3 separate regions of the Homo sapiens genome follow, and regions 1 and 3 are each linked to region 2. Evidence: chromatin contacts called from ENCODE Hi-C data. All regions are on one chromosome and are shown on one strand. Each heading gives the region's core, a stretch centred on a gene start or an enhancer-like site at or near the end of the contact. The rest is flanking DNA. Distances are from core to core; before and after follow the strand shown.

The links. Hi-C counts contacts between places; a loop is a spot of excess contacts on that map. Pooled maps may share reads with other maps.
Region 1: a loop to region 2 is called in a pooled map, with 4 times the contacts of the local background. The contact joins the promoter of TSPAN18 here to the promoter of ACCS in region 2. A Hi-C loop is called at or near these places in 6 of 50 pooled maps.
Region 3: a loop to region 2 is called in a pooled map, with 5 times the contacts of the local background. The contact joins the enhancer-like site here to the promoter of ACCS in region 2. A Hi-C loop is called at or near these places in 6 of 50 pooled maps.

Annotation. Positions count from the first base shown.
Region 1 is chr11:44,724,870-44,728,538 of GRCh38, reverse strand. It overlaps TSPAN18 (tetraspanin 18), which reads right to left and starts at 1,577. Exons shown (of 10, transcript NM_130783.5): 1 at 1,252-1,577. All of the region lies in intron 2 of TSPAN18-AS1 (TSPAN18 antisense RNA 1), which reads left to right. RefSeq lists enhancers at 1-75, 1,791-1,960, 1,327-2,188, 2,189-3,049 and silencers at 445-614, 1,451-1,600.
Region 2 is chr11:44,064,724-44,068,134 of GRCh38, reverse strand. It overlaps ACCS (1-aminocyclopropane-1-carboxylate synthase homolog (inactive)), which reads right to left and starts at 1,865. Exons shown (of 15, transcript NM_032592.4): 1 at 1,434-1,865; 2 at 220-507. The coding sequence starts at 507. RefSeq lists enhancers at 1,696-1,885, 1,906-1,995, 2,096-2,225.
Region 3 is chr11:44,593,818-44,597,763 of GRCh38, reverse strand. CD82 (CD82 molecule) reads right to left here. Exons shown (of 10, transcript NM_002231.4): 3 at 3,039-3,121. The coding sequence starts at 3,101. Among named protein-coding and RNA genes, the nearest start is that of CD82-AS1, 9.5 kb to the left of the region's middle. RefSeq lists enhancers at 720-959, 383-962, 963-1,541. Within about 2 kb of position 1,748, at least 23 of the 41 ENCODE cell types and tissues checked have a DNase peak (open chromatin) inside an H3K27ac peak, as active enhancers do.

The DNA.
Region 1 (3,669 bases), core at 328-2,827, 660 kb before region 2:
CCACCGCCCGCCCTGTGCCTCCCAGTTTACTTGTGCCCAGAGAGAGGATACCCCAAGACCCCCATCCTGCCTTCACCAGACAGGGATTCGACCAGATCCAGGAAACAAAGGTGCAACTTTTACAAAAAGGGTGCATGCATTTTGGGGTTTGGGTTTCTGCAACTCCAAAAACCGTCAAAAAGTTAATTCCCCAACCCACTCTCTCTGCACCAATTCGCAGTTGTAGTTTCTTACATCTTTTTCTGGGGGTAAATTTCTTACTCATCCATTTGCCCTGGCAGCCTTCCCGAGAAAAATCACATCCTGACTCCTAGCCTTTCCAGCCCACGGCGCAGTTATAACTGTGAACCTTTCGCCTCACTCTTGGTCCCGCTCCCCCGTCTGGCTAGTGTAGGGCGGGCTCCTCGGGGCGGGACCCCGCGTAAGTTGGGTGTCTGTGGTCCCTGCGTCCTGGATGTCGGCGCGGTTGCCTCGCAGGAGCCAGAACGCGCTTCCTGCTGGCGAGGGCCGGGGCAGTGCGCCCCCTGGCGGGAGCCCAGTCACCTCACTCCAGCAGGACCCGGAGCCGGCGCGATCCCACCCGAGCCGAGCACCGTCCCAACTGGCTCCCACTGCCCCCTAAATCTGGACGTGCCCGAGCCTCCCACCCACCCAGCACTCCATGGAGTCTCCACTTCCCCAAACCGCACACACCTAAGGAATAAGGGGGGTCCTGGAGGAACGAGTGGCGCCTCCGCCCCGCCCCGCCCCGCTGCCAGGGACCCCAAAGGCAGCCCGCCCTCCATGCAGCTGCCGGGCCCCACAGCCCTCCCGGCCCCGATCGCCGCTCCCAGTCCCTGGTCCCTCACTGTCTTACCGGGTGGCGTGGCGAGCAGCCCCTTTCCGGGCGCAGCCCTGGCCGAAACCCCGAACCTTGTAACCACACCTGCCACCCCGCGCCGTTCTCCAGAAGCCCCCACTCCTCCACCCGGAGCACTGGGAGCCCACCGGCTCTGCACCTGTCCTGGGCGCAGCCCCCGGCCCTCAGCGGACTCCGGGCAGGCACGGGGTGGAGACCGTCCCCGGCCCCCCAGCCCCCGCGTGCTAGTTTGAGTGGAACTTGGTTGCCGGGCTTCCGTCCTGGGATCCCTACTCCACCCCAATTCCCCGCCGCGTCCAGCAGCACCCCCGGGGCGGCGCGCGGGGGGGTCCCCAGGTCCCCGGGGGCGCGGCGGCGGCGTGCGGAGGGCACGGAGGTGCGGAGCCCCATACCTTCCAGCGGCGGCTGCCGGACCCCGCGCCAAATCCCGCCGGCGGCCGGGGGGAAACTTTCCTGGTCGGAGGGGCGCGCTCGCAACTTGCCCGGCGCCGGCTGCCTTCCCGGCGGTGGCGGCGCGTCCGGGGACCCGCAGCGCGAGGCGGCGGCGCTCGCTCGGGGCTCGGGGCCGGGACCGGGGCCGGGGCCGGGGCCGGGGCCGGGGCCGGGGCTGGGGCCGGGGCCGGGGCTGGGGCTCGGGCGGCCTCGCGCGGCTCCGCGGTGGATCGCTCGGCGCTACGTCCGCCCCGCAGCCTGGAGCCCCGCGACGCCGGCGGCAGCTGCACGCCCGCCAGCCCGCCGGCCCCACCTCCGCCGCCGTCCGTCCCTCCCCTCCCCCGCCCTCCCTCCCCCTCCCCAAACCTCCGCCCCTCCCGGCTCCAGACGCCGTTGCTGCCGAGAAGCGCGTCTCCTCTGCGGGCTGCCCCTCGCCTCCCGCCAGCCTCCGCCTCCTCCTCCAACCCCGCGTCCAGGCCTTGTCTGGGGGTCCCTGGGCCCACCCTCTGCCCATCTCCCCTTCCTCCGCCTCCGACCACCTCCCGCTCTGCTCGCGGGCCCTCTCTGCGTCTGAATTCGGAAGATCGTTGCGGGAGTGGGGAGAGGGGCATGCTGGACCCGAAGTGTTTATTCCAGGGGAACTTTCAGCTGACCCCGGGGCCCAAACGCAGGGGTTGGGGTGAGATCCTCGGTCCTGATCGGGCTCCTGGGCTTCCCGCTGCCGGGGGAAGTACCTGTTGAAAGCCTGGGGAACTCACCCTCCTCTGACTTGCAGATAAGAAAGGGGACTTCCTGCATGGAGGGGCCTGACCCCAGGTCAGATGCAAATGACTTGATTGCAAGGGGCCAGATCTGTGTCTCCGGCCTCAGGGCTGAGGTTCTTGCGGGGCTGGGGAGCTTATCTTTTCTTCTCTGTACTGCTGCCACAGCAGCACTGGCTCCCAACCCCTGACATGACTTGCCTGAGACTTTTAACCTCTGAGCCTCCTCTAAACAACTACCCGACCCTGCCCCAGACAAAACGGACAAGCAAGCAGATCAAAACTGACAGCCCAAGTGAAAGTACTGATGACAGGGGCTCGGGTCGCCCACTCCTCTTCCCTTGGCAACTCTGTTTTGAGTCCCAGCTTGAAGCTTCCACACCCCATCCCCGTGGGCCCTAGGCATTCAAGCACACATCAGCTCTGCAGGAGGCCCCTTGGCCAGCTGATTCTCACTAAGGGGTGACTGATAGGAAGGAGTTGACCCTACTCCTGTCTTGTATATGGATGTTGGTAGTCAGGCCACTGGGCAGAGTTTGGGGGGAGGGGGATCTTCTTGTTTTGTTTTTGTTTTGTTTTTGAGACAAGGTCTCGCTCTGCTGACCAGGCTGGACAAGCCTGGTCAACAAGCACAGCTCACTGTAGCCCGACCTCCTGCACGGCTTACTGTAGGCTCGACCTCCTGGGCTCAAGCAATCCAATCCTTCCAACTCAGCCCCCTCGAGTAGCTGGGACCAGAGGCATGTGCCATCATGCCTGGCTAATGTTTTCTGTTGTTTTTGGTGTGTGTGTGTGTGTGTGTGTGTGTGTGTGTGTGTGTGTGCGTGTGTGTTTTGTAGAGCTGGACTCTTACCATGTTGCCCAGGCTGGTCTCCAATTCCTGGCCTCAAGTGATCCTCCCACCTCAGTCTCCCAAAGTGCTGAGATGACAGACGTAGCCACTGCACCCAGCCACCAGCCAGAGTTTTGAGAGGCAGGAAGTGGCTGCCTTTCCTTGCCCACATTCCAGGAAATGGATTCGTCCCTGTAAGGGGATGTCCCTGTAAGGACTTCAGGGATGTCTGGTCCTTTAAAGAACTTCACCGCGTCACCGGGACTCTTAGAGTAGGCACGTGGCTGGAAGAAAAATCCCTGGATCCGCGGTTTCAAAGGGACCCAGAGTGAGCAAAGCTTCACCCAAGGGGAGGAAGTCCCTAATGGTGGAATTTCTATAAGAGGAGGACAAGGAGAAGGGCTCCACATTCACCCTTCAGCTGCCAAAACAGAATGGAGGGTGGAGGCTGAACACCCCACAGGCCCTGCACTTGTGGAATGCTGCTGGGAGAGGCCCCGTGTGAGCCTCCTTGGACACCAGGCGCCACATACATTTAAAGAGGAAAAACGGGAAGCCCACAGCAAGGGTGCTGGAGCTGGGGAAGTGGAGACCAGAGACAGGCAGAGAGAGGGATAGAGTCTCTAAGGGTCTGGGGCTTGGCAGAACGGGGCAGGCGCAGGGGAAGAGAGTGCAGACCCGCTGCACAACTTAGACAACCAGCTCGGTCCCTGACTCCAGTTCCAAGTCAGTTTCCTGGACCTCAGCCTCTCTCCAGCCTCCATGGAGGACCTGGCCCTATCTGT
Region 2 (3,411 bases), core at 616-3,115:
CCCTCAGAAATCAAGGTCCCCTATATTCTAAATGGACCATTTCCTGATCCAGGCAGTACACTGGGGCCTCTCTAAGCTACATCAGAAGCCCTCTTGGAGGTCAGAGTACCATAACTCCAACCTCATAAGAGCAGGCTGGATGCTGCCTTATTGGTCAAGGTAGGGTACCCCACCCTGCAGTTCTCTCTTGGGTCCCAGTGGGAGGGGAGCTTCACTCACACTGGGGTTCTTGTCCTCATCATACTCATCCATGTGGTAGGTCCTGTAGCCCTCCTCAGCTGAATCCCAGAACCATTTAATCATTCTTCCTCTAGAGGACAGGTAGGAGGTATCAGAGGAGATCATGGCAGGATCACCCACTCCACGGAGCTCTGGCAGCTTCTGGTCCAGTTTTCTGGAGCATTCTCCTTCCAGATCTTCCCCATGGCTACTGCCCAGGTCCTGCATGCAGGTGGGGCCCAGACAGGTGGTGGGAGCCCTGAAGTCCTTTTGAGGAAGGGTGAACATCTGCAAAAAGACAAAACGCACAGGCCTGCTCAAGGGATTTCCATAGCACCAAGCATCAGAAAGGAGTTGGAGTCATGGGAGTCCCCTTTCTCTTATCTGCCCCTTCCTTTAGGTTTATGCACTCATCACTTCCTGTGTCCCTTAGCTGTAACCATATGTGCAACGACTTCAACAAGAAAAATCTGTTAAGGACCTAGTACGTGCCAGGGACTGCACTTGCCACATTGACGTGACTTTAATGTATTGCTGCTTTAGCGTGTTCTACTTCTGCAAAAGTTTTTCACTCTCCAGCCTAAGGGGTCATCAACATTCTTTTTCCACCCTTGCTCACCTCAATTACCAAATGCCAGGTTAAAATTTCCTGAGTTAAAGCAGAGTATTGCCTGGGAGTCCTGGGGGTCTTGTGGTGTAAAGGGTAGGATGAGATTATGTGGTGTTCTGAGGCAGATGGCGGGTAGGAACTGAGGGAAGGGAGGAATGGGAACCTCCACAAGTGCAGGCAACCCAGGCAGAGCTCCAGGGCCTGCCTCTTCAGTCCTGAAGAAACGAGGTGTGGACACCAAGGAGAGGGTGGTCTACTCCTGCCCGCGGGTGTGAACTCCTTCACTTCTCTAAGCCAGTTTAGTTTCCTCATCTGCACAGTGGATATAACAGTAACCACCTCGGGGTGGCCGTGAAGACATAAATATATATGTTAGTGACAATAAAGTACTTAGAACAAATCCTGGCTGATGACCAAAGTTCAATAAAATATGAGTCATTATAGCGTAACTCCTTGCCAATTTTCCCAGTCCTGATGCACAACACAAGCTCTGGTAACACTGGGCGCACCATAAACTCAGCGGGTACCCGCAGTTAAATTTTCCTCCGCAAAGTCTTCTCAGGGGTACTCTTTAAATTGGCTGGGCTCTCCCAAGAGCGCTCACCTCCAGCTCTCCCGACAGCCCAGGTCCGAGGAAGGGCAGCACAGTGGGCGGAAGCCGGGGTGGGAGTAAAGCCTGGGGTAGGGGGGCGGCGGGGTTCGAGCCTCCAGGCGTCCAGCAGGACGGCGGCGAATCCACAGCCAGATACCCGCACTCGATGAGGCCTTGGAATCCCGCAAGTGGGGCGGCTACCGCGCACGAAGAACCGAAACGGCCTTCTACAGGGCGGAGGACGTCTCGCGAGAGACGGCTCCAGGTTTCCAGGCAGAGGAAGTGTGATCGGCGCCAAGGGATTCGAGATGGAAGGGCAGAGGCTTTTGCAAAGTGCACAGAGGGAGGCCTGAACGGCTTCCTCCTCTGCAAAGTAGTGGATCCCACCTACTTGGCGGAGCTGGAGGAGGCGGTGCTGGCACTCGGTGGGCGCCCATCACGTGTAGGTTTTCTCCGCCCGGAAACGCCCTGCGGCGACTTACGCGTGGGTGAGGACAGCGCCCCCCTGCGCTCAGCGCGCCCGGACTAGGAGACTGAGGGCGGTCCGCACCGGGTTGGGCTTCCAGGCCTGTTCAGGGCGCAGTTCGTCCCCTTGCCACTCAGGCGGGGGCGGTCTCGGCGGGGACTACGCTTTAAGGGTGGCACACGAGGTAGCACCGCGGGACCAGGAAAAGGGAAAGGGGCGTAATGCCGTTTCCCACCTCCACTCTGGGTGGCCTGCGCGTGCTGGGCCGCCGCCGGGCCGGGTCTGCCACCTCCTTCTGCCTCCTGGCCTTGGTTCTCCAGTTTTCAAAGGAGGTTAGAGCCACAGAAATTTCTTGCCAAAGTATGCTTGGCTGCGGCCCACACAAAGGGCTTTTTAGATTCGGGTGTGAGCATCCTTATGGCCTTTCATCGCAGTTTGTCATTTCTGCCCCTTTCATTTGTAGGGGATTTTCTGTAGCCCTCATAGGTTCTTAGTTGGGGGAGACTCCTGTTACAAAAGACAAATTAACAAGAGAAAAACAGACAGAAATTTACTGACATGTGTATTTCATTTATACATGAGAAATCTGGAGGGAATGAGTCGTTCTGGAAGAGGTGACTTTGAATTCCAGTTTTTATAGCATCTTCAACAAAGAACAGTAATTTTTTTAAGTTACAAGACAAAGAAATAGGGCTTTGAGTCTCTCCAGGAGGCAACTTGTGAGAAGGCAAAAAAAAAAAAAAAAAAAAAAGACAAAGGCCAGTTAGTCAAGCTTGTTAATGTAAATTCCTCTGGTACCATCTCCAGGCCATAGGGGTCTAAAGTTGTCTTTGTTCTCCTAGGTAGACAGAGGGACAGGATACCTTTTGTCTTTGTAAACCTGTGTCCTACTTTTAGGCAAATAGGGCCAGGGTAGAGAGCTTTCCTGAATGTGCTGCTGCTTGTCTTTAGCACAATCCTTCATGTTTTGGGGAGGCATGTCCTGGTCTCCCACACGTGCCTGCAATATTTGTTGAACTCTGGCTAGGTGTGGCGGCCCACGCCTGTAATGCCAACACTTTGAGAGGACAAGGTGGGAGCATCCCTTGAACCCAGGAGTTTGAAACCAGCCTGGGCAACATAGAGAGACCGTGTCTCTACCAAAAAAAGGTTTTTATGTTTTTTTGTTTTTTTGAGACGGAGTCTCGCTCTGTCATCCAGGCTGGAGTGCAGTGGCACAATCTCTGCTCACTGCAACCTCCGCCTCCCGGGTTCAAGCAATTCTTTTGTCTCAGCCTCCCCAGTAGCTGGGACTACAGGCACGCACCACCACGCCTGGCTAATTTTTGTATTTTTAGTAGAGATGGAGTTTCACCATATTGTCCCGACTGGTCTTGAACTCCTGACCTCGTGATCTGCCCGCCTCGGCCTCCCAAGTGCTGGGATGGCAGGCGTGAGCCACTGCACTCAGCCAAAATGTTTTTGTAAATTAGCCAGACTTGATGACATGTGCCTGTGGTTTCAGCTACTTGGGAGGCTGAGGTG
Region 3 (3,946 bases), core at 499-2,998, 530 kb before region 2:
ACCCATGTGGGCAGAGCCCCTGCCCCATTCCCTCCCACATTCACAGGGTGGGACAGGAGGGAGGACAGCCCCTACCAAAAGGGAATGGGAGGCAGGACAGAAAATCCCCTCTTGGCACACATAATCCCAAGTAGATCAAAACCCCACACTACTCAGCTGGCTCCTCAGCTTGCCAAGAGGAACCCAGAGAGCAAAGTCCCCGGGGCTACCCATTCAGTCCCTCTGTAGGTCTGATGACCCCAGCCTGATGGTCAGATGTGGCTGGATTAGCCACGGGGCTGTGGCAGAGCCAGAAAGGAGGCTGGGCAGCCTACCAGAATGGGCAAGGCACCATGGCACCCCCTTTTTCTCTGTGAACCAAGACTGGAGCTGTGGGGCAGGCCCCATGTTAATCACTCCCCCAGCCCTTCCCCAATCCCCAGATGGGACCCATCAGGAGCCAGGACCCTCAGAGCAGTGAGCGTCCTTCCCCAGCATAGCCACAGCACCAGTGCCTCTGCATTCCTTTGGACCTGAGAAAAGTGGCAATGCGCTGGGGAGTCTGGAGTCCAGAGGGAGTACAGGCAAAGACATACAGGTGCACATGCACGCAGGCGCGAGCACACATAGCAGCCACGGGGATTTTTCCAAACCACAAATCCAACCACGAAACCCCTCCCAATGTGCATAAAACAAAGAGGCAGGCTGGCCGGGTCTATGCCTGGGGAGGTGCACTCTGCCTCCACCGGCTGCCCCTGCTGCCAGGATCCCCCTCTCCAAAGCCACACCCAGAACCCCAGGAAGCCTTTGCTGACCTCCATGACCAGGCCAAGAGCCTCATCTGCTTTCCGAAGAGCCTATCTGTTCCTAGTACCCCCAACAACTGCAATTTTTCATGCATTTGAGTAGTTATTTGATGGAAGCCCACTGCTCCCTAGGACACAAGCTCCGGAAGTATAGCAATCAGGGCTCTTCCGCCCTGAACATCTGAAGATGCTGAGGTGTCAGATACACATTTGCTGAGGAGTAAACAAGCCCGTTCTGCCTCCTCCAGCCCTCCTCTTTCACTCTCACCCTCCTGTCATACAAGCTGCCCCTCCCCCCTCCACCATCCTGATGGGTCATCCTAGGCCCCAGTACACAGACAGTTAACACCTGACTCCTGCCAGCCCCTGGAGGAGCCAAAAGGAGGCCAAGCCCTGGCCAGAGAGCAGCTTTTCCAGTCCCTGGTTCCACAGGGCAACTTGCGAGCAGGACAGAAAGGGCCACCCTGGCTGAAACCACCAACCCCACTCCCTTTCTCTATGAGGGTCTCCCCAACCCCCACTGCATGAAGGAAAGTTTCTTTATCACTGAAACCCAAGCTCCGTGATCTCCTAGGCCAGAGCCCAGGCTCCTCTCTCTAGTCCCTAAAGCCCCCAGGGATAGAGCTACAGTGCCCACGCACCCCTTCCCCCGAGTCCTGGCCCATTGGCCTTTATGCTGGGTCTCCGCCCAGACACCAAGTGCTTGCCAGGAAAAGCTTGGCTTTGCCTGCACAGGCAGCTGCTTCCCAAAGTCCTAGGGCAGCCAGGAGAGACCTGACCGCCAAGCTGGGGAAGCCCAAGCCCGGCCTGGGGTGGGTTCCAGGCCCGGCTGCCATGAGCAGAGGGCCAGAGCCACAGTGGGGCCTCACAGGGTCCTCCAGGAGGGAGCTAGGGCCGGGGCCAGGGTGGAAAAAAAGCAAGGCAGGCAGCGCCAGGGCTTCCTGTGTGTGTGCATGCGTGTATGAACACTTGTGTGCGGGTGCCAGGAACACATTGTACATGTCTGTGCATTGGGTTAAAGCTGTGAAGGGGGAATTTTTAAAATTCTTTTTTTTTTTTTTTTTTTTTTTGTAGAGAAACAGGGTCTTGCTATGTTGCCCAAGCTGGTCTAGAACTCCTGGACTCAAACAATCCTCCTGCCTTGGCCTCCCAAAGCACTGGGATTACAGGCAAGACCTACCATGTCTGGCCAGAAGGGGAATTTAGAATGATTCTTGTTTATTTCCCAAACTTCCCATAAACTATGTAACTTGTAATGTAAACCCCCTGTTCCCCAAACAAGTAATTAATATCTACCGTAGAAAATTGGGAAAATACAGAGATGCATAAAGAATAAAATCAAAATTCCCAAGAATCCCAACATTAACATTGAGGTATTTTCTTCTCCTCTCAAAAATACTCACTTTTTAATGAATACGTACATTTAAAACTTTGGATCATAAGAAACATCCTACTGTACAACCTGATTTTTTTTTAACACTATAGGGTTAAACCGTCAACACAGGGAAGCCAGCGCTCCCAACACTACTCTGAGGCTATGAAGTCCTCTCCAGGGCACTGCCCCCCAACAACACACTCTCACTCACACACACACCCCACCATCCCAGCAACTCCAAGGCAAGAGGCAGTCCATGCCAGGCCAGAGAGGAAAACCGAGGCCCCAGGAAAACCAGCAGTCAATGTCCACAGAGCTGACATCCGGATGGCCCATCTGCTGGGGTGGGTCTGGGGAAGGAGGTATGTGCCCTTCACTGGCCCCACGCCTGGCGCCCTCTTGCTCTCCCTATGAGAGCTCAGGGAGATACCTTCCCACGACAGGGACGGGGGTGTGATAGGGGCAACTGGGGCCTGGAACTGTCACAGGTCAATTCTTCACATGGGCAGGGTGGGGGCCAGGACAGGACTAGAGAGATGCTAAGAGGCTTCTTCTAGCAGCTCCTGCTGTTGAGTTAGGGGGATGCCCAGGGGCTCTCCTCTCCTTCCCCATACCCACCGCCAGCCCAGGCTTTGGGTGATCTAGGAGAGGGGAAGGCCGGGTCAGGAATCCAGTGCTTGGTCAAAGGACCAGCTGGGAATGGCAGGGAATCTCCTCACCACCCCAACTAGGTTCCGTTGGAGATAGTTCGTCCTCAGTCCCTACCCACCAAATCCCCCCAATCCCCGGCCCGGTCGGCTCTGGAAAGGCTCAGGCTGGGATGCCCCTGGAAGGAGAATCTTTTCGGAGGTGGTCAGGACGGCATGGGACATACTTACAAAGAAGATCAAGTTGAAGAGGAAGAGAAAGTATTTGGTGACTTTGATACAGGCTGAGCCCATCCCGCCAGTCCTGGAGCTTCCTGGAAGAGAGAAGGCAGGCAGGCCAGTGAGGGGATCAGCTCAGTCTGCCCTTGCAGCAACCCCAGGAGGTGGGTACTAACCCTGTCCCTGCCTTAGAGGATGCAGAGGCCCAGAGAGGTTAGACAACTAGCCCAAAGCCACACAGCTAGGAAATGAGGTCCCACGAGCAGTCTTGTGTGCCAGGCACTTGATGCTTGGCAGTTAGGATCCGGATCAGCCACTGCACTGGGGCTGGGGCTGGGGCTGGGGCTGGTGGGAGCAAAATGACAGAGGGAGACCCTCACCCCTCACCTCCATGACCCAGGCTCTGGAACTTGCACAGATGGACTCTGTTTGAAGTCAGGGGGCCGGGAAGTTAGTGATCCATTGACAGAGACCCAGAGGTGAGACCTGTGCTTGTTCCACAGACTCCCTCTGGGACTAGGGGCTGGGAGTTGTGGGGTCTGCCAAGGCGAGAAGGGGAATTTTGGCTTCTCAGAAAATAGGCTGAGCGTCCCAGCTTCTTATTACAAAGGGAATAAACATGCATTGTAGAACACCCAACAAATACAGAAAAACAGAAATCAAGCAAAATGTATCTCACTCCAGAGATTAAAAACTGTCATCGTTTTAGTAGCTATTATTCGTGTGTGTGTGTGTGTGTGTGTATAACAAATGGTTCTAATCAAAATTGGGCTCATTCTGTATAGTGTTTTCTAGCCTGTTTTTTTCATTCTACAATCTTCACTCTCTATATGTTGATAAAATGCTCTTCATAGTTTCACATGTTGCATAGGATTCCATCCTATTAGTACTTATTAACATTTGGGGGCTCACAGAGTCCC